Linked DNA regions of Mus musculus: regions 2, 3 and 4 are each linked to region 1. The links are chromatin loops, found by intact Hi-C in ENCODE. Cell type or tissue: heart. All regions are shown on one strand. Links, peaks and the distances in the headings refer to the core of each region. The heading gives the core; the rest is flanking DNA. Region 1 holds the start of Washc4 (WASH complex subunit 4). Region 2 holds the start of 1190007I07Rik (RIKEN cDNA 1190007I07 gene). Region 3 holds the start of Appl2 (adaptor protein, phosphotyrosine interaction, PH domain and leucine zipper containing 2). Region 4 holds the start of D10Wsu102e (DNA segment, Chr 10, Wayne State University 102, expressed).

Region 1 (7,398 bases), core at 863-5,862:
GTCTATGCCTCTCGTGAACACTAAGACAGGCCATTCCTGGGACATGCCCGTAGAGCTAAATATATTTCTTAAAAGATAAATAACAAAGAAACCTGATACCTTCTTAGTATTTTAAAACTAAAAGCAAGACAGTGTGTACTCTTTAAATAAAGATTTTTTTTTATCATTCCCAGCAGCCTTCAAGGCAGTTCCAGGAAGTCTCTGAGCATGTTTTAAGTCAATCTCTACAACAAGAATTTCACTGAAGCTGGAGGATTAAGTGGGGTAGACAGAGGGGAGAGAGAGCAGCCAGCCAGGCATAGGTCATGTTGAATAGCTAATGAAAAGTCCTGAATTTTTTTCTTTCACTCACTGTTACAGTTATAAAATAATGAAATGGAAAAAGGCAGAAAACCAAGCCATCAAAAGTCATACAACCCAAGTGTAACAACTCAATATTGCCAATCCACATTAAAACCAAGGTGAGAGATTTTGCAGAGAATACTATTCTGGGGGCCAGACAAGCAGGAAACGGTCATAGTAAACCCCAGACATGTTTTAAGAGGTTAAGACAAGGGGAGGGCTTTAAACGTGAGAGTATGGAAGGTTACATCCGTTTTATGAAACTGCTTTTCCTGGCCACAGTGATTGTAACAAAGGCTCCATCAGTTCATGACTGGAGAGCCCCTCATTAGGTTCTTTAGAAATTCTTCCCCGAGAAGTTTGCAGAGCTCTCTGTGCAAACCTTGGAACCTGGCAGAATAGTTTGGATGATTATTATTAGGCAATCATGGGTATAGAACCTTTCCTTTATGACCTCCTGGCTTTTGATTTTTTTATAGGGTTTACAGTAGTACAAAATAATTATTTTAACATTTTACTTATCTATGTACAACTCAGGGTGTGAATGTGGAGGTCAGAAAGCAACCTTCAGGAGTCAGTCCTGAGGATTGAACTCAAGTTATCAGGCTTGGTGGCAAGCATCTTTACCTGGTAGGCCATCCTACCCTCCTGAGACTCCATTTTGATCCTGACAACTTTTGCATTTTATTTACAACTTCAGAGTCATTTAAAAATAAGATTGACCTTTGACTGACTTAGAACAAGAAGATGAGAAACAGAAGACATTGCCATGGTACCCAGCCTTGCATAAGTGGGTCGTATCGTATCGCTCTTTACTAAGTCATGGATCTCATACAGGGTGGGAAGCAGGTTTTGGAGTGAAGTACCCAAAATTCAGTTGTGGATTCAATGATGTTCACTAGATGCCCATGTAAAGTTCCTGTGGAAATGTGCAGTTGACATAGCATGGAATTATAGAGTTACATTTAAAGGCCATATCAAACTTTGGTGATAAAGGTTTTCTTAGACTCTTGGCTTTCCTCCAAATATATTTCTGCCAAGTCTTTTCTTTTTACAAGTCATCATGTTCTGAATTGTCCACTTTTCAACTTTTCCCCAGATTTTATTTGTTTGGATTTTGTTAGAAAAAAAAAAAAGGAGCATTTTCTAATTTCTTTGCAATGCCAGGTATGGTGGCACATGCCTGTAAACCCAGCACTTAGTAACTGGAGGCAGGAAGATCTGAAGTTCAAGGTCAGCCTAAGCTACATAGTGAGTTCAAAGTTAGTCTGGGCCACGACAACAAAAACCCTCTTGTTATAGATTATGCAATGAGCACAAGATACGTGCTAGCTATTAATAAAGCATTACTTCTTTTATTTAGATTTCTAAATGTAAGCATCTAAGTCATAAAATATTACAAAAGGAATTTTGAAATAAACTTTAAAAAAAACCCTGCCATAATAATTAATTTCTAACTCAAAAGCCTGGGAGGATGTCACTGTGAGATGCTTGCTAATGACCAAGTGGATCAGTGATGCAATCACCATCATGGCTGTTCCCTCTGCTACATAAAGCCACTTTTATGATGACAGCCATTGGCTTCTGTATCGTTGTCTCCTCCACTTCCAGGCTAAGTGATCTCTAGAGAGTTGCTTCTTCTTAGCTCAGGGCATCCGTGGAGCACGTGACCTACACTAAGCCAATGGGTCCACCCCTCCTGATATTTGGGTTTCTGAGATTGGCTGGAAAGTGTGCTCAAGTAAAGAAAGGCTAATCACTGCTGGCAAGACTTGATTCTGGGACTTTTGTTCGAGTTATCAGTTCAGCGTGCTCTTTTTCTCTCGTGGGCTAGATTTAGTCTTGTGATAATGTGGGCCCGAAGCTGCCAACAGCTACCATATGGAACCTAAAGAAGGCTGCCAGAACTGCATGCTACAGAAACTGAAAATTCCAATAGGCCACCCTGAAGCCAGAGACACACTAAGTCCACATGTGTTTGTCAGCTGTCACTGTAACAAACACTTTTGTTAGAAAAAAAAAGCATTTTCTAATTTCTTTGCAATGCCAGGCATGGTGACACATGCCTGTATTCCCAGCACTTAGGAAAGCACTTTACAAAGTAAAGATGTTCATTTGTGGCTCAGATCTGTAGAGGTTTCCCTCCATAGCCTTGTCACAGGCCCAGGAGCAGCAGGGACTCTCAGCTACGATAATGAGATCTTGTCTCAAAATAAAACCAAGCCCAAACCTTAGCATCTCAGAACATGCTCTTCAAGAGAACATTCTATATTGATTTGTGGTACTTTATATAATGCAAATAACTTTAAAACTCTGCTTGAAAAAGACTCAGCTAATAGACACAAGAAAAATTTAAGAGCCACTTTGTATTAATGAGCACCTACCCGTTTTCAAGTAATCCAGTCTTCTTTAATGAGATTTGAATTCTTCCTATGCATTTGCAAACACATGAGCATAAATAAACGTTTACGTCGATTGTAGATGTTACAGCAAATATGCATTGTTCTAAAATCGACTCCTCTCCTTTTTTTTTTTTTCTTTTTTTTCTTTAATGCCATTTGAGACCTATTTCATTTTGTAGCTTTCTAGGAGTTCAGAGTATGGATGTCTTAAATTTTACATTATGATTTTTTTTTTGATGCTATTTAGACTGCTTCGTAGAAGTACATACTAAAAACTGCCCTGATAGAAAGCGTTTTGTGTAAACGTTAGGATAGATGTAGAACTCAGGGTAACACAGTTCCCACCCCACCTTCTTAAAAGCAAGGAAAGAAAGAATAGTGATCTATGTAAAGCAAACCCAGTAGTGAGATTGCTTGGTGGCGTTCTTAAAGTCATTACTTTTTTACACACACAGGTCTTTTCTCAACAAATAATCTGCACAGGAAGTGCAAGGGGATCAAGGAATCGCGAGGGTAAAGACAGAAAGGGAGCTGGTGAGACAGGCATCTTGGTCCAAGGGCTCGGGCAGTGTCCAGGTGAAGGACCGGGTCTTGCGTTGGGCCCCACCCGGTTATTTCCATTCTTTCCAGGTTAGACTGAGGGAGTAATCCCCTAGGATATAAAAAAAAAAGAGCCTCGAGGAACGGAATGTGCCCTGAGAACAGTCGTGAACGGCAGCGAGACCAGGAAAGGATGCAGGATGCCAACGGCAGCCATCACTATGGCGGCCGCGCCGGGAGCAGGCGGTCGACTCGCTTTCCCAGCGGCTCCCGCGGTCCGCAGGGCCGAGAGTCCACTGGCTCTGGCGTGCGGGGGCGGGGCCGAAGCCGGAAGTCACGTGCCGTGACAGCGGCTGGGGTGAGGCCCGCGTCGCGGCTGTGGCTGCTCGGGGCTGTGTCTGTGGGAGGTTCCGCGGCGATGGCCGTGGACACTCTGTCGCCCGACTGGGACTTCGACCGCGTGGACGACGGCTCTCAGAGTAAGCCCCGGCATCGGGCGAGGCGGGCCGGGCGGCGCTGCGGACGGAGGGCGGCGCGGTGCGGCGCCGCGCTGCGCAGCCGCCCTCTCGGGACCCTCCCGCTGGGTGGGACTGGGGCGCTCTGCGTGACCGTGTGGTCGCGTCTGGCCGTGCACTCGCACCCTGCGTCCCTCCCGGAATCGGTGACGGGCCAGCGGTGCCATCGCTGGGGAGCCCCGCGCGAGGCCATCCTCCCGGGTTGTCCATCCCGTCCCAGGGTTTGCCCCAGATGCTCAGCCTTCAGTTCTAGAAGAGTCTGGGTTCCCGTTTCGGTTTCCTGTTTTTCTTTGCTTCTCAAGCCAACTTTTGAAGTTTGGATTCACGTTCTTAGAACCACAGAGACAGCTAAAAACAGCTCTTTCTGGCCTTAAAAAAAAAATCAACCAACATAGGAATATCTTATTCCTTCTCGGCCCTTTATTGATTTTTAAATAGCTGAAAAGGTTTTTAAATCTATTTTAACTTTTTAAAAAATCAGATCTGCTTCGCAGTTGCCTCATGACGTCAAGTCCAAGTTTATGTTTAAAATCACTTCCAACCCCAAAAGCCTCATAGTTTGTTTCAGCATAAATGGACAACCCAAACTAATTAGAGACACTCTGGAGGTTGATTTGTTTGTTTGTTTGTTTGTTTGTTTTTTCTGTGTGATAGAAGATATATTGGGGCGAGTTGCCCAAGAAATTTTTAAATGCATACCTTTCCCAAAAGTAGGAATGCCTTTAAAAATAAAGTACAGCTGCATTATGAATTATTTTACAGAGATACTAGACCATGTACAGATTCCTATGTAACTGTGTTTTGCCTTTACATCTAGTTGAACTATGTTCAGGGTGCTGGGCAGATCTTAAGATATTGGTCTTAGTCAGCATAAAGAAAAATCTAGATGGAAGGATAGTAACCACCCCTTCTCCTCCCCCCCCCCCCCCCCATTGTGCGCTGAGGTCCCTACTTTAGTTTAATCTAACCAAAGTTGGAATGAAGGTATACTGGGTTTCAGCTTTAAGTGGAATGAATGATCAGTTATTTAGACATAATCAGTTTTTTAGATGCTCAGGACTGGGGAAAGGAGTGGAAACAGGACGTGGGTGAGGACACAATATAAAAACCATGTATGTATGAAAATGCCATGGTGAAACTCATAATGTTGTTTACTAACTTTAAAAAGTAGTAGGAAAACTACAAGAAATGCAGTTTGTTGGGAGGGGGAGTATGTTATGCACAGAGGGCCACTGGTTCTTAGTCTCTTCTTGTACTTTAAGAACTTTTATGAGTTCATAGCTACTTGTTATCTTACTGGCAAGGAATTTAGTGTTGCTGTCGTTTACCCAGGTCTAACCAGGTGATCTCTTAGCATGTCTTTCAAGTACAGTCTTTAAGAACCCATTTGCTGGTCAAAGGATGCTTTGGTCATTTCCCATGTAATAGAGTAAGACATTAACACGGGGTTGTTAGCAGTAGGTAAGAGGTCTCTCTGTGCCTGGCTTTCATTAATTTTGGGGCTGTGAATCATATCTAGACTAATTGTTTTCCAAAATTATCTAAGTGAGTGCTGTAATGAGACAGGCGTCTTAGTGAACTGAATTGATGCCCCTGATTCACAAACTCAGTTCAAAATAAAGGACAGATGTCTAGTCTATATTTCATGCAGTGTGAGTCAGAACATAGTTTATTTCATGACAGCTCCAAACTTCAAATTTGAAGGAAAAAGCATTTTTTTTTTAGAAGACAAAGATTGAGTAAAGTTATACACATCAGTAAAAGAAATGAATTGGAATTGAATTTTTGGAATAAGTAATAATTCTTAGGTATAAGATGAAATACTTTATAATTTCACTGAATAGGCATATGAAAATCCAGCTATTTCTGGTGGTTCTAAACTTAAAGTTACCTATTAATATGTAAATTCTGTAAATCCCAGCTATCTTTTTTTTTTTTAAATATTGTTTTATTTTACATGTGTGCACAGAGTCTACAGAGGCCTGAAGGTGGTGTTGGATCCCGTGGATCTAGAGTTAACTGCCACATGGGTGCTGGGTACCAAACCCCTGTCCTCTGGAAGAGCAGCTAGAGCTCTTAGTAGGCAAGCCCTCTCCCCATCCTCCCTCAGCCAGCCAGTCTGTTTTATCTGCTTTTTATATCTTGATTATAATAGCTAAAGAATTGAACAAGTAAAGCATTTGGTAAGCGGAGCATTACTGAAATGATAATACGATGTAGTAGATTGAAAACCTCCATGAAGAAAGATTTGGATGTATTCACAACATTTGACTGTGTATAGAATTAGCCACCTTTTAAAGTTTGCTCTGTAACAACACAGTTTGTCCCTGCTCCCGGAGTTGATTGTCTTCGCAACATAGCTGTGTGTGACTCAAAAGGATAGTGTAGTATCTGGACCCAGAGTTGTCTGAGGCATGGTTAGAAGCCCAGATGCTAAGGTATGGGGCTGCAGCCTTTCAAGTACTTGCACATATTTGAAGAAGATTCAAAGCTGAATGACTTTCTAACTTTGGAACTTAATTTCCGAGAAGTGAGGTATTCCCTAGTAATAATTAACAGTGTTTTACTGCAGTTTTTGAGATTACTTGAAGCTAGTATTCTGCCGTTTATTACTTGTAATTGTAACACACTGTTTTAAAAATGTAGAAATTCATGCTGAAGTCCAGCTGAAGAACTACGGGAGGTTCCTTGAGGAGTACACATCTCAGCTGAGAAGAATTGAGGACGCCCTAGATGATTTGATTGGCGATGTTTGGGATTTCAATCTTGATCCTATAGCATTAAAGGTCTGAATTTATTTCATTAAAAATGTATATGAATATATGTTTATTTTAGGGCATACTACCTCTTGTGATGTTTGGGATTTCAATCTTGATCCTATAGCATTAAAGGTCTGAATTTATTTCATTAAAAATGTATATGAATATGTTTATTTTAGGGCATACTACCTCTTGTGATGTTTGAGATTTCAATCTTGATCCTATAGCATTAAAGGTCTGAATTTATTTCATTAAAAATGTATATGAATATATGTTTATTTTAGGGCATACTACCTCTTGTGTTAAAAGTAGACAATATGCTTTCATTTAAAATCTAAGAGTGAATGAAATTGGTAACTTCCCCCACCTTGTTAAGCTACATAGTTTTTAAAATTTGTTTTCTGAAAGAATGATAAAAACTTAAGATATAGTAGCACAAACTCCACAAAAATGACCATTGTTTTATACATAGTCAAATATATAGATTTTTAAGGATGTCGCAATGAATTTTGCTGAATTACAGAGCTCATCTACCTCATATTCAAATGAAGATATAAAATATTTCTTTCATTCACCAATAGTACCTTTTGACTTGAATGAACTTGGGGGGTCTTAATGTGGGAAAGATTTTTTTTTTCTTGATAGGGTTATTTTGTGTAGCCCTGGCTGTCCTGGAACTCACTCTGTAGACCAGGCTGGCCTCGAACTCAGAGACCTGCCTACCTCTGCCTCCCAAGTGCTGGGACTAAAGGTGTGCACTGCCACTGCCTGGAGTGGGAGCGCCTTTTTCATGTGTCCTTCAGCTTCTTGAATGCTAAGAGGTACAGGTGTGCACCATAA
Region 2 (7,398 bases), core at 1,343-6,342, 920 kb before region 1:
CCCATTGGACACGTAAACTTTGTATGCCCCAGTACAGGGGAACGCCAGGGCCAAAAAGGGGGGGTGGGTGGGTAGGGGAGTGGGGGTGGGTGGGTATGGGGGACTTTTGGTATAGCATTGGAAATGTAAATGAGCTAAATACCTCATAAAAAATGGAAAAAAAAAGACTCTTAGTTTGAGGTCAGCATGTGCTACACACACAGCAAGACCTTTTTGTAGAGACCTATTGTACTGGTTGGTTTTGTGTGTCAACTTGACACAAGCTGGAGTTATCATAGAGAAAGGAGTTTCAGTTGAGGAAATGCCTCCATGAGATCCAGTTGTAAGGAATTTTCTCAATTAGTGATCAAGGTGGGGAGGGTCAGTGTGGGTGGTACCATCTCTGGGCTGGTAGTCTTGGTTCTATAAGAGAGCAGGCTGAGCAAGCCAGGGGAAGCAAGCCAGTAAGTAACATCCCTCCATGGCCTCTGCATCAGCTCCTGCTTCCTGCCCTGCTTGAGTTCCAGTCCTGACTTCCTTTGGTGATGAACAGCAATGTGGAAGTGTAAGCTGAATAAACCCTTTCCTCCCCAACTTGCTTCTTGATCATGATGTTTGTGCAGGAATAGAAACCCTGACTAAGACACCTACAGATCCTGTGAACTGGAGACCAGCCTGATCTACACAGCAAATTCTAGGTGAGCCAAGAATGTATAGTAAGACTATCTTTAAAAAAATATTAAGATTTATTATGTATACAGCATTCTGCCTGCGGGCCAGAACAGGGTACAACTCATAGATGGTTATGAACCACCAAGTGGTTGCTGCGAATTGAACACAGGACCTCTGGAAGAGCAGACAGTGCTCTTAACCTCTGAGCCATTGAGCCCCCTAAATTCGGTGTTTTAAAAAGTAGTTTTACTTAATAAATTTTAAAATACATATTTGAAACATTATTCACAGAATTCTTGGCACAGCTGTTATTTTGAAGTTTCTACTGCTGTGAAACATGAGGTTCGTGGCGTCTCTCTTTCAGTCCCAAAAGCTCCGTTTTGAGTTCTCCAGGCTTTGGTGGAATTTCAGGTATTGTCTACAAAAAAACAACAACAACAACAACAACAACAACAAAAGCCAAAAAACAGATACCATCACATTCTGAAACAACACTTCAATATGATCTAAAAAGCTTTAGAAAAAACAAAAGCCTCGTGCATGCTACTCAGTACCAGGCCATTTTTATGAAGACTCCTGATTGATCTGAATTTCTTGCTGTCTTGAATAGATCGTCCTGGCAAATCTCAAGTCCTAGAGGATGCACAGGGATAAATCCAACTGACTCACAACTGTGATTTCAAATGAGAATTCAACATTTGAAAATCCATTCCCACAATATTTGCTAACTCTCTGCCATGCACCAGGCCTAGGAAATAACTATTGGTAGTTAATGTACCCAAAAGACTGGAAGCAGCCAGCATGTGATGTGCATAAAGTCATACATGAGCAACACACAATTCTACCTTTCAGAAAGACAGAGGGAAATGGGTGCAGAATGTATATGACAGAGTTTGATTCCCAGCACCACAAAGGTACAAAAACAATGGTTTTCAGTACAGTAGAATTGGAACTGTGAGTCTATCACAATAAAATTGTAGAATCTTTTTACTGCTTCAAAAGAAACTCCTATTCCATTCCCAAGTGGTCCCCACAAGCCAACTCTGTCCATATATATTTGCCCACCATATATCATGTGGTCTTTTATTGCTCAATATTTTCATGTAGTGTTTGCAAAGTTCATTCATGTAGGATCACTGAATGCTATTCCCTTATAAAGATGTACATGTTTTCCATAGGTATTCAGGTATCTGAATTGTTCCCACCTATGAACATGTACAGAATCAAACAAGTAAGTATGACAGATGTCTTAGTGTTTGTTGGGGAGAAAACTAAACTGGGAATTGCAGGAACATATATGCTGTTTGAGGAACTAGCAGACTAGTTACATATAAAAACAGCCGTGTGATATTCTATTCCCAAGGGTAGCGTATGAAGGTTCCAATTTCTCCCTGTCCTTGACAACTGCTGTTTCATTATGGCCAGCAGAGTAGTGGTTCTGACTGCAGATTGCATTTCTCTGGTTGTTAGAAAATGAGCACCTCTACACAGGCTTTTGGCTCAGAGGGTCACTTCAGAACATGGAGGAGGAAGAGGAGGAGGAGGAGGAGGAGGAAGGGGAGGAGGGAAGGAGGGGAGGAGGGAGGAGGATGTGGAAACAGTCTTGTTTCAGGCTAATAGGATCACAAGGGCAGAGGACCAAACCAAAGACTATGTCTTCAGTTCAAGGAAGTCATCGGTACAGCTGACACAGTGTTCAGCAGGTTAGAAAGCTTAGTTGGTGGACAGTGGGAGGGACATAAAGAGTCCGTGGCTTTTGCTTTGGAAGCAGGAAGATACTGGTGAGTTTTGAGGAGAACGACATGGCCTGACTCCAGGATAAAAAAGAGCGATGGAAGCTCTGTTGAGACGTTTCAGGGAAAGCAGGAGTGGAGGGCAGAAGATGGGCAGGAAGCTACTGTCTTAACTGAAGAGAGAAACTGACGGTGGCTTGGCTAGGGTAGGCAGTGTGGTGATCGATGTGGACAGATGTGGATGTATTGTCCATATTTACCCAGTGGCATTTGCTGAGGCACACAATAAGAGATGAATTAGGATGAGACCTGGGGTTCAGCCTAAAGAACTATGAGAATACAGTTGTCTCTTTTGCTGTCCTAATGAGTGAGTTATGCTGGACACCTAAAACAAAGCATCTTAGCTGTTCTCCCTAAGGCAGCACTGAGTGCCAACTTTGGGCAGCCACCACGGTCTCCTTTCCTCTGCTCTCTCCCCAAACCTTTCAGTTATAACAGTGGTGGCTGGAATAATTGCAAAAGACAAGGTAGGTAATGGACATAAATCCCTTAAATAATAGGAAAGCATTCAGCATCCTATAGCAGCCAGCCACCTTGGCCTCTACGCCTATCAGTAAAGATTCTCTACTAACCAGTCTGAGGTGGCCTAGGACCCTTAGTACCGCTCATTTTAGAGACTGGTTTTGTTTTGCTTTCTCCCCAACTACAGGTAGCTGCTGGTAACAACCCTTGCACATCTCCAATAGTAATGAGATGAATCAAGTCAACCTCACAGGATCAAATTCTAGGCATTATTTCCTCGGTAAAGTGCGGCAGGCAACTACTCCTGCAGAAACGAGACACAAAACTGCATTTCCATTGAAAGTTCGTGACACTTTCTGTTTCACTAAGATATGCATATATCTATCTATAAGCATATAGATAGATATAGATTTAGATATAGATATAGATATCCCACTCCCGCGATACAGTTTCTCTGTGTAGCCCCGGATGCCCTGGAACTCGCTCTGTAGACCAGGCTGGCTCACCACAACTATTAGACACACTCTTGAGTGTTAAGAGCGAGCTAGGTATCCAAACACTGGGGACAATCTAAAAGTCAAGAGGGACTGAGCAAAGTGGACTGAACGCGAGGGTCTCACCCCGAGGATGGGCACGCGCCCTACAGCACTCACCAGGTCAGGCCGATAGTACCAATGCACCACCTGGGCCCCGGCGCACATGGCCAGGAGGCTGGAGGAAAGCATTTTCAAGTAGGCGGACCAGGGTACGCCCCCGGGCATGGTGGAGAGCTGGCGGGGACGGAAAGGGCACAGCGTTAGAGGGCTGGGTAGCCTTCAGATGGCCTGACCGCTGACCCTGGGTGGCTGAGTCGCAACACCACCTCGGGTGCCCCCGCAACTTCCTCCCCCGCGACCAGCGAGCGGGGCACCTGCTAGCTGCAGCCTGCGCCCGCCGAGCAGGGGAAGGAGGGCTCGGCGGTTCCTCGCTCCCTCAGCCACTCAGGGAGACGCTGGAGCCCCTCGTTCCTTCCCACGACTATGCGCGCACGAGACTGTACCGCGGAGTGCACGCGCGCAGGGAGACAGGTCACAGGGTCGCTTTAGAACCAGGACGGACCTCCAGCGGGCAGGAACCAAAGTACAGGGTCCGACGCAGCGACGGAGCGGAAAGCGGAGGCAATACTCGCGCAGGCGCACTCGATTGTTTCTGACGGACTTGGGGCTGGAATTGGGCGGGGGGGGGGGGGGGGAATTGACCGTTTCCACCCCTTAGCCAGCCTGGAATCCTAGCTCCTGGTTGGTCACTGTCCCAATCCTGCGTTTGCCATTCCTGGCAACTGTGATGTTTACAGCATCCTTTGATCTTTCGCACAAAGGAAACTGCACGTGTCCCACGTGGTTAGGAAGAGGCGGGGTTTCGCAGCACAGCACTTGCAAGGGCAAAGGGCAGGTCACACTACAGCTCCTCTTCTTAACCTGCAAATCGGACACCTTTGGAAGGACTCACTGACCGCTTTCTGGGAGTCGTCTATCACATCTCCTGTATATCAGATATTTACAAGTCACAGCAAAATCACTGTTATAAAATAGCAACAAAGTAAATTGTATTGTTGAGGCTCACCACAGCCTAAGGGTATTAAATAAAAAATCCTGAGGGTGTTGCAGGGTGGAAGCATTAGGAAGGTTGAGAACCACTGCTCTAGAGAGAGCAGCTCAAAGCTTTATTCTCCTGGTTCCTGCGGTTCTTTGAAACTTTACACAGAGCCACACCCAGGTACAGTACCTTTGGGTCATGGTTTTACTGGAAAAGAGACCTCCAATCACCTTACTTAATCTGAGAGTGTTTTTGATTGTGGGTTCATGCTTTGATTGTGGGTTCATTTTTGTTAAGTAAACTGCAAGAATTTTGAAGCATTAAGGTAGCATTGTGTAACAGGAATCGTGATAACTTTTTTTTTTAACTCTGGGCACAAAATTGCTCAGGATTGGGGGTGGAGGGCATTTGTCATTAAACCTGACTACACAATTTTGCTCCCCCAGCCCCACATGATGGAAGCAGAGATAGCTCTGTAAATTCTTTTCTTACACACACACAGGCACACACACATGCTTTTTTTTAACTTCATGATAATAAAAAAAATTAGTTTTAACTAAATGGTATTAAGTTTGACATATAATAATCTCACAGAAAGTATACATCTGGAAGACTATACCCACAACTAAGGCAATCAACATTATGCCCAAGTTTTCTGTGACTGTTCATGTGTGGGCACATATGCGATTTAGAGGTCAAAGGACAACTTCAGGAGCATTGAATCTCAGGCACTGTCCTTTCCTCTCTTTTTCCTTTTATTCCTCTTCCAAACTGGGTGTCTCATTGACCTGGAGCTCCCAAAATAGGATAGGTTAGCTGCCCAGTGAACCCAAGAGATCGGCTTGTCTCTGCTTCACTAGAGCTTAGCCCAATTGGCGACTTCCAGGTACCTGTCTCAGAACTAAACATGTAAATTAAACATGGTGGTTTAAATAGGTATGAGAAATGGCTCAACTTTTAAGAGTGGGTAGGGCTTTTGCAGAGGACTAGAAGGACACTGGCAACACTCAGGAAACTCACAGCCATTTCTAGCTCCAAACTTCTGGATCCCATGAGCACCTGTGCTCACATGCCTGGACCCACACATCCCCTCATGCATGTAATTCAAAATTAAAAAAAAAAATTCAAAAAGGCTGAGCATGGTGGCACACACCTTTAATTCCAGTTCTAGGGTAGCAGAGGCAGGGAGATCTCAGTAAGTTGGACGACAGTCTGGTCTACATATAATAAAATTCCTGAACAGCCAGGAGTACATAAAGAGACTGTGGTGGTGGTTTGAATAGGCATGGCCCCCACAGACTCAAGGGTTTGAATGCTTGACCCATGGAGAGTGGCATGATTAGAAGGTGTGGCCTATTGGAGTATATGTGGCCTTACTGGAGGAGGTGTCTCACTGGGCTTTGAGGTCTTAGATGTTCCAGCCAGGCTGTGTCTCACTCCCTTCCTGCTGCCTGCCAATCAGACATAGAACTCTGAGCTACCTCTCCAGCACCATGCATAACTCCTGTGTGTCCCAGTGCTTTCTGCCATGATGACAGACTAAACCTCTGAAACTATAAGCCAGCCCCAATGTTTTCTTATAAGAGTTGCTTCGGTCACAGTGTCTCTTCACAGCTATAGAAACCCTAAGACAGTAAGTAAATAAGAATAAGATGCAGAGTAACTGAGAAGTTATTTAATGTCAGCCTCTGACTTCCACACTTATCTACACAGGTACATGTACACCCAAACAGACACATACATACAAAATACAAATTAAAATGCATCATAATAGTTCAAACTGGACTTGAGCTTGCAGTGATCCTCCTGCCTCATCCTCTCAACTGCTGGGCTTATAAGAATATACCACCATCCACTGCTCTGGCTCATAGACTTCTGTATACTTGTATCCTTTGGTGGAGTATCTGTTCAAATCTCTTGCCCATTTTTTAAGATCTCTTTAATGTCATGCATTTGAATGTTTTGCCTACATGTATGTACCATGTGCATGCCTGTGCACTCAGAGGTCGGAAGAGGGTGTTGAACACTCTGGAACTGGAGTTACAGGTGGTGTGAACCACCATGTGGATGCTGGGAACTGAACTCCAGTCCTTTGCAAGAAAAGCATGTGTGTTAAACACACTCTCCAGCTCAATCGACCTGTTTGGTTTTTTTTTTTAAACTGTAAACTGTTCTTTATTTTGGATACAAGCCTTTTATCAGATACACTGCAAATGTCTCTTTCCAATCTATGCTTTATCTTTTCCTTAGTAGTATAACGAGACACTTAAAAATTTAAATAAATTCCAAATTTATTACCCCTCCCCACCCTTTTATGAGACAAGGTCTCTCTATCTTAGTTAGGGTTTGTATTGTTCTGAAGAGACACTAAATGTTTTCTTATAAGGGAAAACATTTAACTGGGAATGGCCTAGTTTCAGAGGTTCATCAGAGTCGGGAGGTAGCTTCTTCTTCTTGCATGCTGCCAGAGAAGAAGCTGAGAGTTCTACACCTTGATCCACAGGCACCAAGAGCCTGTTATACCACACTGAGCATAGCTTGAGCATGGAAGACCTCAAAGCCTACCCCACAGTAATACGCTTTCTCCAACAAGGCCACACCTACTACTCCACCAAGGTCATACTTCCTAATAGTGCCACTCCTTATGAGCCAAACATTCAAATACATGGTCCGTCTCTATAGGGATCATGCTTATTCAAACCACCTCAGTCTATGTGGTCCAGGCTGGCCTCAGACCCTAGGAACAAACAGCTGAGGTGCATATCTTACATACCAGAGCAGACCTGGCCTCCGGGACCTCCTGCATCCCTCAGGCCCTATCTCGAATCCCTGCCCTGAACTTTCCAGCCCAGGGGCTGGGCGGCCCTTCCCACAGAGGCTCTTTGCTACATAACCCAGACATTTTGGTTTCTTCTCT
Region 3 (7,398 bases), core at 1,620-6,619, 110 kb after region 1:
TTTCCAGCAGCTAACAGAGCCTGCCCAGCAAGGCAGAGGCTCACACACAGCAGGGAGACGTCTCTACACCCTCTACTCCTGTCCCAGAGGTCAGCAGAAAGACTGCACGCACGCGGACTAGTTCTGCAGCGCAACGTGCAACCCTGCACGCTGAAGAAGAGGAAATGAACGGTTGTGACTAAGGCTGGTCAGTGACTATTCAGCACTTGCTGGAGCACTCCAGCTCAAATACAAAAGCTTTTGTGTTCCTGAGCAAGCCCTGTGTAAACAGGCTACTCAAGCAATCCTCATAACTCTTCCGCCCCCAACAAACAGTTCACTGGGTCTCAGTAGCTTTTCTTCCTCTTTGTGAATCAATATAGGGCCAGGGAAAAGCCAGGTGCTAGGTAACAGGGCTAATTTAAACAGTAACCCAAGGCTGAGGAAGTGGCTCAGGGGATGTTGTCACAACCAAGGGTCCTGACAGGTAAATCCCCATGTGTCCGTGTGTGTCCTTCTCAGGAGAAGCTTTACTCATCGGCTGACATCTGAAGGTGCCCAGCCAAAACTAAGACCGTAGACACACCTGAAGCCTGCTCATTTACCGGGTCAAGCACAGAGCCACGAACAGAGTGTAAAAACCTTGTAAACAAGAGACAGCACCTGCCTACCTAGCACTGTAAGGCCTGCCTTCAGTCCCCCACACCACAACAGCCAACCCCTTTATTCCTGCTGCCTGGGTTTCCTTACCTTACACAGCTGATCTCCCTGCCCTTCCTCCATCTTACTAGATGGCCTGTCTCAAAAGACTGTGCGCATGAATAGAATGCACTGAATTTAGAACAGCACCTGGCACAGACCACGGAGGATCCAGACCAGGCATGACCAACCCACACATAACCCAAGAGAGGCACTAGTGCAACGCCATGCACAAGGGTTCTTAACTCATTCAGATTTTCTTCAATATCTTTGTAACTTGACTGAGCTGTTCTCTCCGGTGAAGTCTGGAGATGACAGCATAGCCCAGGTTAGACAATCCTGAATTCTTGACCTTTGCTTCTGTGTCTAATTCTTTCACATAAAATACTAGAAATGGTTTCCATTGTATCCAGTTCTACGCCCCTGGATCTCCAGGGAGGAAAGTTGCAGCCCAGCATGTGCTGTGTAAAGAACAGTATCCGCCATGCTCTGCGGGCTCTGAGGGGCTCCTAAAGCTATCTTCTACCACCCCACCCACCCCAGCCCCGAAGCAGTCACACTGATGGGTGAGGACTCGTCTCAACAGCAATGACAACTTTCCTACAGGTGGCTCTGTGGCTTGTAAAAGCACTTGTCACCCAGGTCTGAGGACCTGAAATCAATCCCTGGAACCTGCATGGTGTAATTAAGAGAATTGACTTCCACAAACTGTCCTCTGACCTCCACATCCGCACGCCCACATCCGCACACATCTGTATCAGAGTCAGGAAATGTCACAGAAGAGGAGATGAGAGAATGAGGCAGAGTATTGTGAAATACTGTTACTGGACCAGTGACTTCCACTCGTGGACTCACAGCAATTCGGTCACGTAAATGAGGTAATGCCAGTCAGCATTGCAGCCTGGGATGGAGGCCCCAGAGCCCTACCCTTAGTGAGAAGCTACAGGCTGTTGGTGGCTCCTGGGAAGGGATGGCCAGTTTGCTTTGGGGGTGTGGCTGTTGGGAGGTTGCCCTGGCTCCACTGGATGGCCCCACACCCATGCATAGGAAGAGAGCACTAATTAGATTGTGTGTTATTGAGGGGGGAAGAGGACAGGAAAATGGGTGGGGAACATGTTTTGGGGTGTCTGGAAAGAGAAGATGGGGAGGTGATCTGATATTAATACGCTGTATAAGTATAGGAAATTATTGAAGAATAAAAAGTACTTAAAAATATTCCTTACGAGAAAGGCAACAAGACAATTGTCTGAATTAAGTAAGGGCTTTACCACTTTGCAGGGACGCCAACTGTCTAAGAATAAACCTTTACTGTGGACAAAAATATTTTTTAAAATTAAAAAGAATGTCAGGTAGGAGTAACAATGACTCTAAACATCTTCCGCCCCCCCCCCCACACACACAAGCTCAAAATTGTAAACCATACAGACGAGATATAATTTTAGACTATTCCGCCGATTTCAAGACCATCTGCCCCATGTTCCTTGTTTTCTGTGGAGTTTCTGCAGATGAGAACACCGGACAATTAGAAGCAGAACTGCAGCCCAGGTCTCAGACTCATTTATGCCATTCAGAAATGGTGCGCACCCATTAGAGGCCTCAAAACTCCAGACTGTGCGATGTCTGTGTGCCTGGCTCTGCCACCATCACGACTGGTTAGGGAAACGGTCTGTCTTTGACCTTCCGTGTCACCAAGTACAAAGCAAATGGAAAGCCCTATTCACAACCACGGTGGTTATGATTTCCACACGCTTATGTTCAGATCCTAACGACAGGGGAGGAAGGCTGAAATGCTTTCCAACAAAGGCTGGGGTCCAAAGCAAACACCTGACATCCAGAGCTGTATAAGGAAGCCTGCGAAGAATTAGCACAATACATGCCAGTCTGTTTAAAAAGTTGAATCAGTTAAAAAACAAAACAAACAAACAAACAAACAAAACAGGCTGAGCATAACAACACATCTGTAATCCCAGCACCCAAGATGTAAGTTCAAGGCTAGCGTGGTCTACAGGGCAAGTTTTCAGTCCAGTTATGGCTACATAGTAAGACCTTGTATCAAAACAAAACACAACAAAAAACAAAATCCCAAGTAATGGGAATACTAATTATCACAGCTTGCTTACATATCCTTGCTCCTCTACATGGGGACAATCATTCAGAACTGAGCCTAAGACAGGCACACACCGATAGCCCTTTTGATTTATTCTGCAAGGGAGAGATGGGGGAAATGTAGGTAAACTCATCAAACTTCCATCTGGGAGGTACAAGTTACTTTGGGAGCCAAGGAAGAAACCCGAAAGAAGAGGAGAGACTGTGAAGAACAGCTTGAGCCTTTCTAGTTTTTTCAGGACCGGAGATACTAGAGGATGAAGGTATTTATTTAAATAAGCTAGGGATGCCATACCAGGAAAGGGAATAGAAGATCCCTGGGGAAAGTCCTGTGACTTCTGAACTACTGTCACTATGCACTATCTCAAGCTCAAAGGGCTTGATTCACATCTCCACTATATTAATGAAGCCCCATCACCACCACCCTGTGGCACAAATGGGGCAAATGTTGGAATTTTCTCTTCCCTGGGTCGACTTGGCGATGGATCCAGGTTTTCTGTGCTTCCTATTCCGGCCCCTGCATTCATTAGGTCTCGTGGACTCGTTAGTACCAGCAGCGTCTGTGTGGATAGTGCTGTCGCCTTCTTCTGCACGAGACACTGCTTGAAAACCTTGTTACCCTGCTAGGGAGCTACTACTGTGGGACAACGACTGCCCGACCTCCCCGAGCGCCGGTGGGGCACCGCGGCTCCCTCCCAGCCTTCCCGGGGGTACCTGGGGGCTGTCCTGCAGCGCCTCCTCCAGCAGGAGCTTGTCCACGGCGGGCATGGCGCGGCGGCGAGGGAGCGCGGGATGCGAGGAGGGGACACTCGGCGCTCGGGGACTTGAGACTTAGCTCGGAGCCCGCGCCTGCCCACTCTCCGCGGCCCGCCCCTCAGCCCGGCCCCCCGCTGCCGGGATCAACAGGAAGTGTGGCAGGCGCCGGACATGTAGACAGTCCGGGACAGGACACCGGAAGTGTGGCGACCACGCTTCCGTCCGATCCCGGGGCTTCGGGCCCCTCCGGCCAGCGCAGCAGCACCGGGAGGTTCCGGCTGGAGGCTGCCCTCCCCGGTGCTCGAGGCTGCCCTCCCCCGTGCTCATGGCGCATCTCCGGGTGGGACGATAGGCTTTTATCTTCTTGCGGTTCTGCAGATTGCTCTCTCTGTGTGGGAGGAGATAAGAGTGAACAGATTTTGCAGTTGTTCTCTGGCCTCTTTTTGGGGTGTGTGGGGGGGGGGGCGGGGGTAGGGAGTCAGGCTGTCATCTAACTCGCTGTGTAACTGAGGATGATTCTAAATTTCTGATCCTCTTGCCTCCACTTTCAGAGCGTGATGGGATAACAGACTTCGACTACCAAACTGGAGTTTTGTGCAGTGCTGGGGATCAAACCCAGGGCTTCCTTCAAGTTAGGCAAACCCTCTACCAAAGTAGCCACACCCCCAGCCTTGGCGTCTTCTTATTTTATTTTTTAATTTGGGTTAGAAGATGGGCTTGGGTAGAGCAGGAGAGATGGTGTAAAGGACATTGCAGAAGATGTGAGTTTGCTTCTCAGCACCTGGTAGGAGGCTGTGGCATGCACCTTATTTCCCGTAGGGACATGCATGGGCACACTCATGTGCACGTATCTCCCATAGGAAATGCACACACCATTTAAAAATACAACAAGACAAATTATATTTAGTGTGTGAAGTTCAGAAGACAAACTGTGAAAGACTTTTCTCCTTCCAACCATGGGGATTCTGGATATTAAACTCAGGTCTCAGGCTTGGAGATAAGTGCCCTTAACTATTGAACCATCTTACCAGCCTCTGGCCTCTTTTTTTTTTTTTTAAATACCAGGACAGGCCCACACTCAAACAGTTCAGAGCACAGACATTACGTGTGTGTGTGTGTGTGTGTGTGTGTGCGTGCGTGCGTGTGTGTGTGTGTGTGTGTGTGTGTGTGTGTGTGTTTTCCGTGATATTCAGATCACTGCTAAATGATTTGGGGCCATATAATTAGGTCTCATCTTCCTGGTTTTTTAAGGTTTTTCGTTATGGAGAATTTCATAATGAAATTTTCGGGGTTAGAAAGGATAGATTATGTAGTTCTGTGATGTCATTTAAAAGTGAGAAGAAGGGACACTGGAGAATGAGATACTTTACTCAGGACCCTACAGCGTAGGCTGGAGAAAGAAGAAAAGGTTGTGTAGAAGGTCAGAAGTGGAATTTGACGTATATTAAAGGCACGAGTTTCAATGGATTGACACATAAAATCAGTACTATTTGTCCAATGAGGTGTCACCAAAATTACCAGGAGAGTATGATACTGCACAAATTCTATGTCTTATGGGAACTACCTGAGCAGTTAGTGTTGGTTGTGAAATCTGTAGGATCAGGGTCACCAGTGAAGAATTATTCAGATTAAGTTAGCCCCTGGCATACATACCTGTGAGGAATTAAGTTACTAGAGGTGGGAAGATGTACCCCAAAAGTGGATGGCACTACTCCCTAGGCTTGAGTCCTGGACTATGGAAGAGGATGAGAGTGAATACCAGCATTCCTTCGCTTCCTGCTTCCTGCCTGTCGATGCAGTACAACCAGCCCCTTCAAGTTCCTGCCATGATGGACCATACCCTAAAACTGCAAACCAAAACAAACCTGTTCTCCCTTGAGTTGCTTTGCCGGGCATTTTATCACCACAGTAGTAAAGGTAACTAAGACACCACCCGGTTCAGTAACAAAAATATGTGCTCCAAGCTGGCTGTGGTGGCACACACCTTTAATCCCAGCACTCGGGAGGCAGAGGCTGGTGGATTTCTGAGTTCGAGGCCAGCCTGGTCTACAGAGTGAGTTCCAGGACAGCCAGGGCTACACAGAGAACCGCCCCCCCCCCAAAAAAAAATCAGTGCTCCAAATGTTGGTATTCTGTCTAAACTCCACCCCCACAGTTCCTGGCAGCAACCAGGTATATGCTCCTCCCCACAGTTACCTGGCAACAGCCAGGTAGGCTTGGCCCACTATAAAAGGGGTGGCTTGGCCCCTCCTCTCTCTCTTATTCTCTTGTCTCTCTTACCTCTTTCCCCCTTGCTCCCCTTCCCTTCCCCCCTCTCTCCACATGGTCATGGCCCACCTCCACTTCTCTGCTCTCTCCTCTCTGCCTTTCTCTGCCTCTACTACTCTCTTAACTCCCCTCCCCATGCCCTGAATAAACTCTATTCTGTACTATACCATCCTGTGGCTGGCCTCTCAGGGGAGGGGAATGCCTCCGCATGGGCCCCGCTGAGACACCTCCTCCCCTTACACCCCGCCAGAACATATTCTTACAGCTCTTTCCCTTTTTATGATCATAACACCAAACACCGCCGAAAGCCAACTCCAATGGCATGATTCCCTTCGTTCTGGTGTGAGCTATTTATGCCTTCCATCTAGTATCCTCCATCCCCTTCTCATTTGCCCTTTTCAGGTGAAATTGTGCCCATACCAGGATTCTTTCTTTACCTTCCAAGTTCTGTTCAACTAAAATTTCCTCATACAATCTTCTAAACTCTCTGCTGCCCAAAATCAACTCTTCAAGACCAGACTCAAACCCTCCCCTTTCCCTGATTGTAAAAAAAACAGTTCAGGATTTGGTAACACCAAGGGAAAAGGGTGTATATTCTTTCATTAGAAAATAGATATTAAAGAAGACAGAGCTCCCCAAACCCTTTAAGGGGCTTAGACATCCCATAGAAGGGGCAACCATCTCTCTCATGTATCATCTTCTAATTAAATTGCCTTCTTTGAATACCAATGTTCAGAATTGTTTTACACCACATTCTTACACAATCATATTACTCTCTGGTGTGCCTTTGTTACATTACCGCCTCAACGGCCTTCATGGGATTTCTTGGTACTAATGTTCCAGACACTTTGTCATAAACAATATGTCTTGGATTCAAAACAACAAGTTACAAAACAGATTCCAGGAATGAGTCTGTAAATTGCATAAATTCGCCTTATTAATTATGACGTGCAATCTCCCTTTTACATAGCACTCACCACTGAGCATTAGATAATCTACCTTGCTTTGCTGTATGGTTTACATAGGGGAATTATATGTGAAGATAAACAATGTCAAGTCCTTCATTAAAGTGTATGTGTCCATGTGAAACTATGGCGAGGTAGGTTTCGGTCATTTTCCAGCTGTATCTGGACGGGTGCAAGGCCATTGACAGCAACTGCAGAGATCTAGAGTTGACATGACCCTGTGCAGAAAGGACACTGTCTGGAACTTCTACCTTTCCCTTGATGAAGGTCAGAAAGGAATGGAGGACAGGGAGATACAAAATGGTTCTCAGGACAAGAGGGTCAGAGAACCACTGGAGCTTTGGGGGTCTGAGAAAAAAATTCGAAACTATGAAGGCACCTGTTAAAAAGATGTCAACTGGGGCTAGAGAGATGGCCCTGCGGTAAGGAGCCCAAAGGTGATTTCTTGTCTGATCTAGATGGACAGATGGAAGATTTCTTAACATACATAAACTCTTAAACGCGTTCTCACGACCGGCCAGGAAGAACACAACAAACCAGAATCTTCTGCGGCAAAACTTTATTGCTTACATCTTCAGGGGCCAGGAGCGCAAGCCCCAAGCCCCAAAAACGAAAGGCCCCCAAA
Region 4 (7,398 bases), core at 993-5,992, 180 kb before region 1:
TTACACACCTTGATTTAGATAATAGCAATTCCTCTGCTCTCTACCAGTTAACAGACAATTAGGAAAACATGTAGACTTGGGACAGGTGTTCGTTCCTAGGTCTGGGAACATGAACTTGCTTGACCCTGCCAGCAAGATGGAGAAGTTGTCCCTGAGATGGCTGGACTCAGATAACTGTCTCCTTACACATTGTCCCTGAGGAGATGCGTTCACACAGACAACTGTTTACAACAGAAGCTGTTCTGATATAGGGAAGTCCCCAGCTTCCCTAGAGACTGGGACCGTGAATTAAGTTTCTCCCTATGATTAAATGGGAGTCTGGAAATGAAATGGTAGCACTTGGAATACGTTTCTTTCGCTTGTTCTCAACAAAACCATGAGCATTGGGTCCCAGGGGCAGGAAGAGGGGAGGAATGGGGTTTGTCATTCAGGGGTTTTGTTTCAGCTTTTTAGAAATGAAGGATTTGTTTTTCTGTAGGAGACCAAACTCAGTGCCTCACTCACAGCTCTACCTTTTAACTACCACCTGGAACAACCTTTTAGGATTTTGACATGACAGTGTTCCAAAGGCATGCTGTATATATAGCAACGTAAACAGCATTCTTAACACTTCTGGGTTTTGTGTTTACAGTTAAATAGTAAACTAAGCTGGGGTCTGGTCATCCAGACCTGAAATCCAGGCTATTTAGGACCTAGGTGGACTTTGAGTACCAGGTCAACCGGGGTAACTTGGTGAGGCTTTAACAAACAACAAAGTATGGTAATGGGCGGCTGTAGATTTAAGTACACGGAAATGGAAGCTGGAAAATGGTGATTTTGAAGTCAACCTGGGCCAGCCAGGATGACAAAAAATAAAATATAGAAAATGAAAAGAAACTGGGTGTGGTGGCTCCCACCTCTATGGCATCTGGAAGACTAAAGCAGGATTGCTACAAACTGAAGACCACAGAAACCTCCCCAAACAACAACAAAAATGGAAATAACGACAAAGGCCTCGCACCACCTTCTTCATGCTTGCATTTGCTTAGCTTGACCAAGCCGGGTTGATTCTTTTCTAACAACAATAAAGGAGGAGACTAGGGCTAGACTTGGGCTGGGGTAGACTAGGCGCCTGACACGTGCATCCGCAGCGCTCCGCCCACGCAGTGTGGTGCCTTGTTCCCATCCTCCACCCCGCCTCGGCCCCACCCCCGCTTCCGGTTCCCGTGGGTCTGAACTTCATCTCTAGGCGCGAGCTCTGGCCACGCACCCGTAAGTCACCGCCCACCTCCTAGTTTCGGCCAATTGCTGCCTTGACCCCGCCCCTTCCCCGTGCCTTCCTATATCCGGGCTTCTTTCAGTGGCGCTGGGTTGGAAGCATGGAGTTCCAGGGCGAGCGCGGGACCGGTCCTGGTGTTTCTTCGTCTTCTGTAGCCTGCTCGCAGGTCACGGTGTCCAGGGAGCTGCTGACGGCGGGGAGCGAGGGTTCGGGAGGTGAGCGACGGTGGAGAGCGGGGTGGGTTGGAGGGACACGGAACGCTGCTGGGTCAGGGACACTGCGGGACCCGGGAACGCTACTGGAGACACTGCAGGAGGTTGGGGATGCTACCGGGGACCGGGCACGCTGCGGGGTTCTGGGACACTGAGGCGCCCGAGACGCGGCAGGGCCGGGGAAGCCAAGGAGCTCGAGACGCTGTGGGGAGTCGGGGGTCCGGGTTATTGCGGGGCCGCGGACGCCGAGGAGCCAGAGACCCTGCGATGGCTAGGGATGCCGGGGAGCCTGGAACGCTGCGGGGGTATGGGACACCGAGAGAGTCCGAGACGCTGCGGAGGTCGGAGATACCGCGGAGTCTGGGACGCTAATTGGGAGGGGATGCCACGGAGCCCGAGACGCTGCCGGGGTCTGTCCGGGGTACGACTAGGCCAGCCCGGCGCTGGGCGGTGGTGGTTCTTTTTTTTTTTTTCCTCTACCTGCCAAGCCGGTCCAGGCCAGGTGGTCCTTGTAGAGTTCATTAGGAACCGCCCAGCCTGGCAGCATTTGGAGAGGCAGAGGCAGGCGTATTTTTGAGTTCGAGGCCAGCCTGGTCTACAAAGTGAGTTCCAGGACAGCCAGGGCTACAGAGAAACCCTGTCTCGAATAAACAAAGAACAAAATACAAAAAAAAAAAAAAAAAAAAAAAAAGTGGGCAAAGGCTTGAGTCTTCAGTGTTTGTTGCTTGGACTGGGCAGTTGGTTTGTTTGGAAAGGTGCAACTCGGAATAATTAATTTTTTAAATTGAGCACCTTCTAGGTAGGAGAGCTAGGCAAGTATATTCTACAAAAAAAAAAAAGCCCAGTCTGACTTGCCCAAGTCTACATAACCGTTTCTGGTTCTCTGTATTATGTACCTCTGGTATGTGGAGGGGGCTATTCTCTCTTCCTACTATGTGGGGAGTGAATAGCGCTTCCAATTTGGGAGGCAAGCACTGTGTCCATAAAACCCTCTTTTTGGGCCCTATTTCTGACTTCTGACTTACCTTTTGTGTGTGTGTGTGTGTGTGTGTGTGTGTGTTTCAAGACAGTGATTCTCTGTGTTGCCCTGATTGTTCTGAAACTTACTCTGTAGATCAGGCAAGCCTCGAACTCTTGCCTGTGCCTCTTAAGTGTTGGGATTAAAGCATATCTGAATTTCTTAACTAAAATCAAAGACTCATTGCAGGTCTACATTTTGCTAACTGTGCTGTTTAAAGTTGTGCGTTGTGCATCCCTGTTGCCTTAAGAGGTCACAAAGTGTCGAATGCTCTGGTACTGGAATTATAGTCCAGTTGAGCCCCCATGTGGGTGCTAGGAATCAAACAAGAGCAGCTAGTGCTTGAGACATAGCCTTGGCTGGCCTGGAGCACAGAGATCCACTTGCCTGTCTTTTGAGTGTGCCCTGCCATGCCTAGTCCCCCTCCCTGTTTGTCAATGTGTATTTATTAGATCAGTACTAGAGGTTGGGGAGATAGACGTACAGACAGGAGTGTTGGCTCCTCCTCTGTCAGAGTTAGGGGTGGTTCAGACTTCAGGCTGTGCTGATGGGCCCGGCTCTCACAGTTCTTTGGTGTAGAGGCTCATCTCATTTCTGAGTTGCACTTGTTGCTCAGGGCTGTTTTATGCCATGAATTGTTTTGTGTGTGTGGTTTCAGGTATCTGGGACCAGTTGCTCATCAGCTCTAAGCCTCATCCCAGAAAGACCTCTACACTTCAAACAGTTCGGATGCAGAGGAGCCCTTGTAAGTACCTAGTTTCTACTCTAGAGGGCACTCCCCCAATTGAGGCTAGTTAATCCATTATTTGATGGGGACAGTCTGTCTTCATGGCACATATCAAACCGTAGAATCAAATATATTGTGTAAATGACTGAGGAATAGAATTTCTCATGTTAATTCCCTGGTTGCAGGCTTTTTGTTTTTTTTTTTTTTTTTTTTTTTTTGTTTTCAGAATAAAAGGTGTTTTTGAAACCCCAAAAGGCCCAGCTAGCTATGGTCTAGTTAGCTTTGTTTTCCTTGAGACGGGGTCTCATGTCGTCCAGGCCTCATGCTTCCCTGTGTAGCTGAGAATGTCCCTGAACCCCAGATTCTCCTGCCTCACCCCACTCTAGGATTACTGCTACATGCTGCTGGGCCATTTTTTTTTCCTCCCCTCCCACGACAGTCTCACTTTTTATCCCTGGCTGGCCTGGAACTCGGTGTAGACCATGCCAGCCTCAAATTCAGATTCACCTACCTCTGCCTCCACCTCCCGAGTAGTGGAGTTAAAGGTGTTTGCCACCACACCTGGCAGGTATTTATTCTAGGTAATTGCTCAGAATAAGGGTGCTTGTTGAGCCAACGTGAGGACCAGAGGAACCCTCTTAAGCTGTGTGGCTTCATGAGACCATAACCCTTCTACTGTGGGAAGCAGAGATAGTCATTAAAGGACTCTCAAACTGACCTCTGAAACGTCACAAGCCAGACCTCTTATCGTCTGCACTGCTCTCAACATTCTTATCTCCCAGGCTCCTACAGAAGAGCTCACTGAGCTCTGAACACTTAGTGCTTTTAACAGCTCAAAGTTCTACAATCCTAAACACACACAGTCAGGTCTCTGCCACAGCAATACCCCACTGTTAGACCAATTTCTGTCCTGGTTAGGGTTTGTTTCGATGTGATGGGACCACAAGAGGTAACTTGGGGAGGAAAGGGTTTGACTTACACTTCCAAATCACTGTATATTACTTGAAAGAAGCCAGAACAGGAACTCACACAGGACAGGAACCTGGAGGCAGGAGCTGATACAAAGACCATGGAGAGGTGCTGCTTACTGGCTTGCTTCCCATGGCTTGCTCAGCCTGCTTGCTTATAGAATGCAGGACCACCAACCCAGGGGTGGCATCACCTGCAATAGGCTGGGCCTTCCCCCATCAGTCAGTGATTAGTTAAATGTCCTACAGCTGGGTCTTGCAGAGGTATTTCCGTAGTTGTTGTTCTCAGACTCTAGCTGGTGTCAAGTTGACAAAACTAGTCAGCATGGTGGTGAGATTGAATGTGTTCGTTAGAACTCTTGAGTTGCAAAAGAGTGGAAGCTGAGATTGCTTTAAGAGAAGCCAGAGATAGAAAGTAAAGGTTTATCTGGATCCCCATGCCCATTGTCGTCCTATGCTGCTGGTCTCTGCGTTAGACTAACCCAAAGACGCTGCTGTGCAGCTGTGCCTAGTCGGCTGGTTAATGAGAAATGCATCCAGTTAACTTGGTGCTATTCTCCTCAGCCAAGTTGACTGCTCACTGGCTTGGCTAGAACACCCTGTCAGATTACAGCACAGGGCAGACTGCGCTAGGCAGGACTGCAGAAACCTAGGCCCGTTCAGGATGAGGAACATGAGTGACCCAAGTTTCAAAGGAAGGGCAGGCATGGTCCTATGCAGGACTGGGAAGCCAGCCCAAGTTATGAACGTAGAGAATTCGCAAACCTGTTCCTGTTTGTCTTTTTGCTTTTTGTTGTTTGGCTTTTTCTTTTTAAAAAGAAGGGTGGTGTTGCCATTTTCAGATGAAAGGTGGGCAGTTGAGCAGGTGACAGACGTTCTAGGTGACTGACATAGTAAAAAATGCAAATAGATCTCATTAATGACTTTGACAGCCTCACTGTAAAGAGCAGGTTCACTTAACCATTAGCTCATTCTGTCTGGTTTCTCCCCAGTCATCTTGTGGAATGCCAGCCTTCTAGAACTTTATACTTTGGGGATGGCAGAGTAACAGAACATTTGAGTTAATTGGTGAATCGTGTGGTTGTATTGCTCTGCGAGTTCAGAGGGCCTAGGAATGTAACTGATTGGTGGAGCCCTGGGCCTAGCACCCACCCTCCAGTGCAGCCCAAGGCGGCTCAGAAGTGGAGGGATGTAGAGTTGATGGGTTTGTTGCTAACTCTGCTCTGAAATGCTGTGCTGGGAGGGCTTGGTTAGAACTTACTAATACGCTTTGCTTGGCTGTGTTCGCTCTCCAGTGCTAGACCAGGTTCAGGCCTTCCTCCCACAAATGGCCCAGGCAAATGAGAAGCTGAGGAGGGAAATGGCAGCTGCTCCAGCTGGTCACTTCAATATTGAAAACATCGACGAGACGTCTGGAAACATCATACAGATGGTAACTCAGTCTTGTTTCTGTTTCATACAATGGAATTAATATACTTGTCACCAAATGGTATTTTAAAATGTCGTTCTAGAGTAAAATTAGCAAATATTTTCACACAGGCAAGATGGTAAAACATACTTGACTTCCACAGGGCCATACTCCCTCTGTTTGCCTGTTTGACATGCTGTTCAGTGCAGAATGTAGCCGTTTACTTAATAAGCAGGCTTTGTAAACTTATGGCTACTAAAAATTGAGTTACATACAATTTCTTATGTGTGCATGGTTTTTAAGGGAAGGGCTATTCATGTTGACTCATAGTTCCAGGTGAACAATTTTTCATGGTGGGAAATTCTGCCCAGGGCTGTGGTGTCAGAAGCTTGTGGTATGCATGCTACAATTACATCTTTCCCCTTCAGCTACTCTCTGAAAGTGCAGACACCATTCCTACTTCAGTGTCTGAACGAAAGTGGGTGGCAGGCAGGATTTTGCCTGCCAGTGCTGGTTTTTGCTCAGAAATGTAAATTTCTTTAAGGCAAGAGTTGTGATGTTTTTTTTTTGGGGGTGGTGGGGGAGCCTCAGGTTGACCTCAGGTTGTCTTCCCACTGCTGTTACAGACTGGGATTGTGGCCATGTTACTGTGGCCACCTGCTTGTCAAGTCTTAAGTGTCCAATGGGGTGCCTGACTGTAGTCTGGCAGTTCTCAACCTGTGGGTCTCGACTTGCCAGGACCCAGAGAATAGAGATTTTACACTATGGTTGATAGCAGTAGTAGCAAAATTGCAGTTAGGAATAGCAGTGAGAATAATTTATGGTTGGGGGGCATCACCACAACATAAGAACTGTATTAAAGGGTTGTATAGTTAGGAAGGTTGAGAGCCACTACTCTAGTCCACTTTATTGAATGGGTGCTGTTGGATGGATAGTAGGCAGCAAGAACTTTTTTAAAGACATGTTTTACTTAAAGCACTCAGTGACATTGCTCTTAGGATGGATTTGGTGCCCATAAGAACCAGCAGAGAATGTTAGATTTTCTGAGGCTGGAGTTAGTGGGTACTGGGAACTGAACTGGGGTCCTCTGGAAAAGCAGTGAGTATCTTTACCTGCTTGTTGCACCCTCTCTGTAGCCATCCATGTTGCTTTATTAGAACATGTTACAGAACTGCCCTGAAGGACATTTCTCATCCTGACACTTTGTTATAGGATGTGGCCTTATTTGAGATGAGTCGGTCAGATTCAAAAGAGGAGGATAGCCCAGAAGAGAGCTCTCGGGACAGTTCTGGGGACAGCTCGGAGTCCGAAGAAGATGTCTGCGTTCCCTCTGAAGTCACCATCGAGAACATTAAGCTTCCGAATGCAGAAGGTGGCAAAGGCAAGATTGAAATTTTGGACAGTCCGGCAAGTAAAAAAAAGAAGCAGTGAAATGACCCACATGGAAGGAGCAGGCACTTCCCCGCCTGGGGGCCAGGGGCAGGGCGGCCTGTTCCGATCAGCTGTTGTCCTTACGTGTCACAAAGAATCATGAACCCAGGTGTATTTTACATAGAAAGTGCTCAGAGCTTGGACGCAGAGAGCGTAGTGCTCTTGGACACTGAGAAAGGAAATAAGAAATGACAATATTGGTTGATGCAGATGTTTGCTCTAGAGTGTGGGCTGTAACTCTTGACTCATCTACACTGAAATGTAGCTATTGGTTACAAGATTCCCACTGCCAGTTTGGGGTTTTGGTATGTTTTATATCAAGGCAGGTTGCAGTTTGTTATGTATGAACTGGGTACTAGAGACAAGCCCAGGATGA

What was found. Peaks named below come from ENCODE experiments on the same cell type or tissue, not always from the same donor. Only the 100,000 strongest peaks of a DNase experiment are listed, where the experiment ranks them.
Region 2: it touches region 1 in a loop (4-fold over the local background); 4 of 42 quality-filtered maps call a loop at or near these places.
Region 3: a loop joins it to region 1, with 5 times the contacts of the local background. A loop is called at or near these places in 6 of 42 quality-filtered maps.
Region 4: it touches region 1 in a loop (4-fold over the local background); 12 of 42 quality-filtered maps call a loop at or near these places.

Annotation. Positions count from the first base shown.
Region 1 is chr10:83,540,340-83,547,737 of GRCm38, forward strand. It overlaps Washc4 (WASH complex subunit 4), which reads left to right and starts at 3,602. Exons shown (of 33, transcript NM_001033375.2): 1 at 3,602-3,763; 2 at 6,446-6,585. The coding sequence starts at 3,703. In heart, for the core only: CTCF peaks have their summits at 3,876 and 4,077; a DNase peak (open chromatin) is centred at 3,612; H3K4me3 peaks cover 1,758 bases; H3K27ac peaks cover 1,438 bases.
Region 2 is chr10:82,619,149-82,626,546 of GRCm38, forward strand. 1190007I07Rik (RIKEN cDNA 1190007I07 gene) reads right to left here and starts at 4,080. Exons shown (of 3, transcript NM_001135567.1): 1 at 3,817-4,080; 2 at 3,560-3,676; 3 at 703-1,069. The coding sequence starts at 3,667. The coding sequence ends at 974. In heart, for the core only: a CTCF peak has its summit at 4,027; a DNase peak (open chromatin) is centred at 4,093; H3K4me3 peaks cover 1,680 bases; H3K27ac peaks cover 1,754 bases.
Region 3 is chr10:83,645,030-83,652,427 of GRCm38, forward strand. It overlaps Appl2 (adaptor protein, phosphotyrosine interaction, PH domain and leucine zipper containing 2), which reads right to left and starts at 3,635. Exons shown (of 21, transcript NM_145220.2): 1 at 3,499-3,635. The coding sequence starts at 3,552. In heart, for the core only: CTCF peaks have their summits at 3,520 and 3,783; a DNase peak (open chromatin) is centred at 3,702; H3K4me3 peaks cover 2,166 bases; H3K27ac peaks cover 2,129 bases.
Region 4 is chr10:83,358,901-83,366,298 of GRCm38, forward strand. D10Wsu102e (DNA segment, Chr 10, Wayne State University 102, expressed) reads left to right here and starts at 1,321. Exons shown (of 4, transcript NM_026579.3): 1 at 1,321-1,473; 2 at 3,147-3,233; 3 at 5,479-5,615; 4 at 6,804-7,398. The coding sequence starts at 1,359. The coding sequence ends at 7,022. In heart, for the core only: a CTCF peak has its summit at 3,252 (motif pointing right); DNase peaks (open chromatin) are centred at 1,261 and 2,911; H3K4me3 peaks cover 2,315 bases; H3K27ac peaks cover 1,001 bases.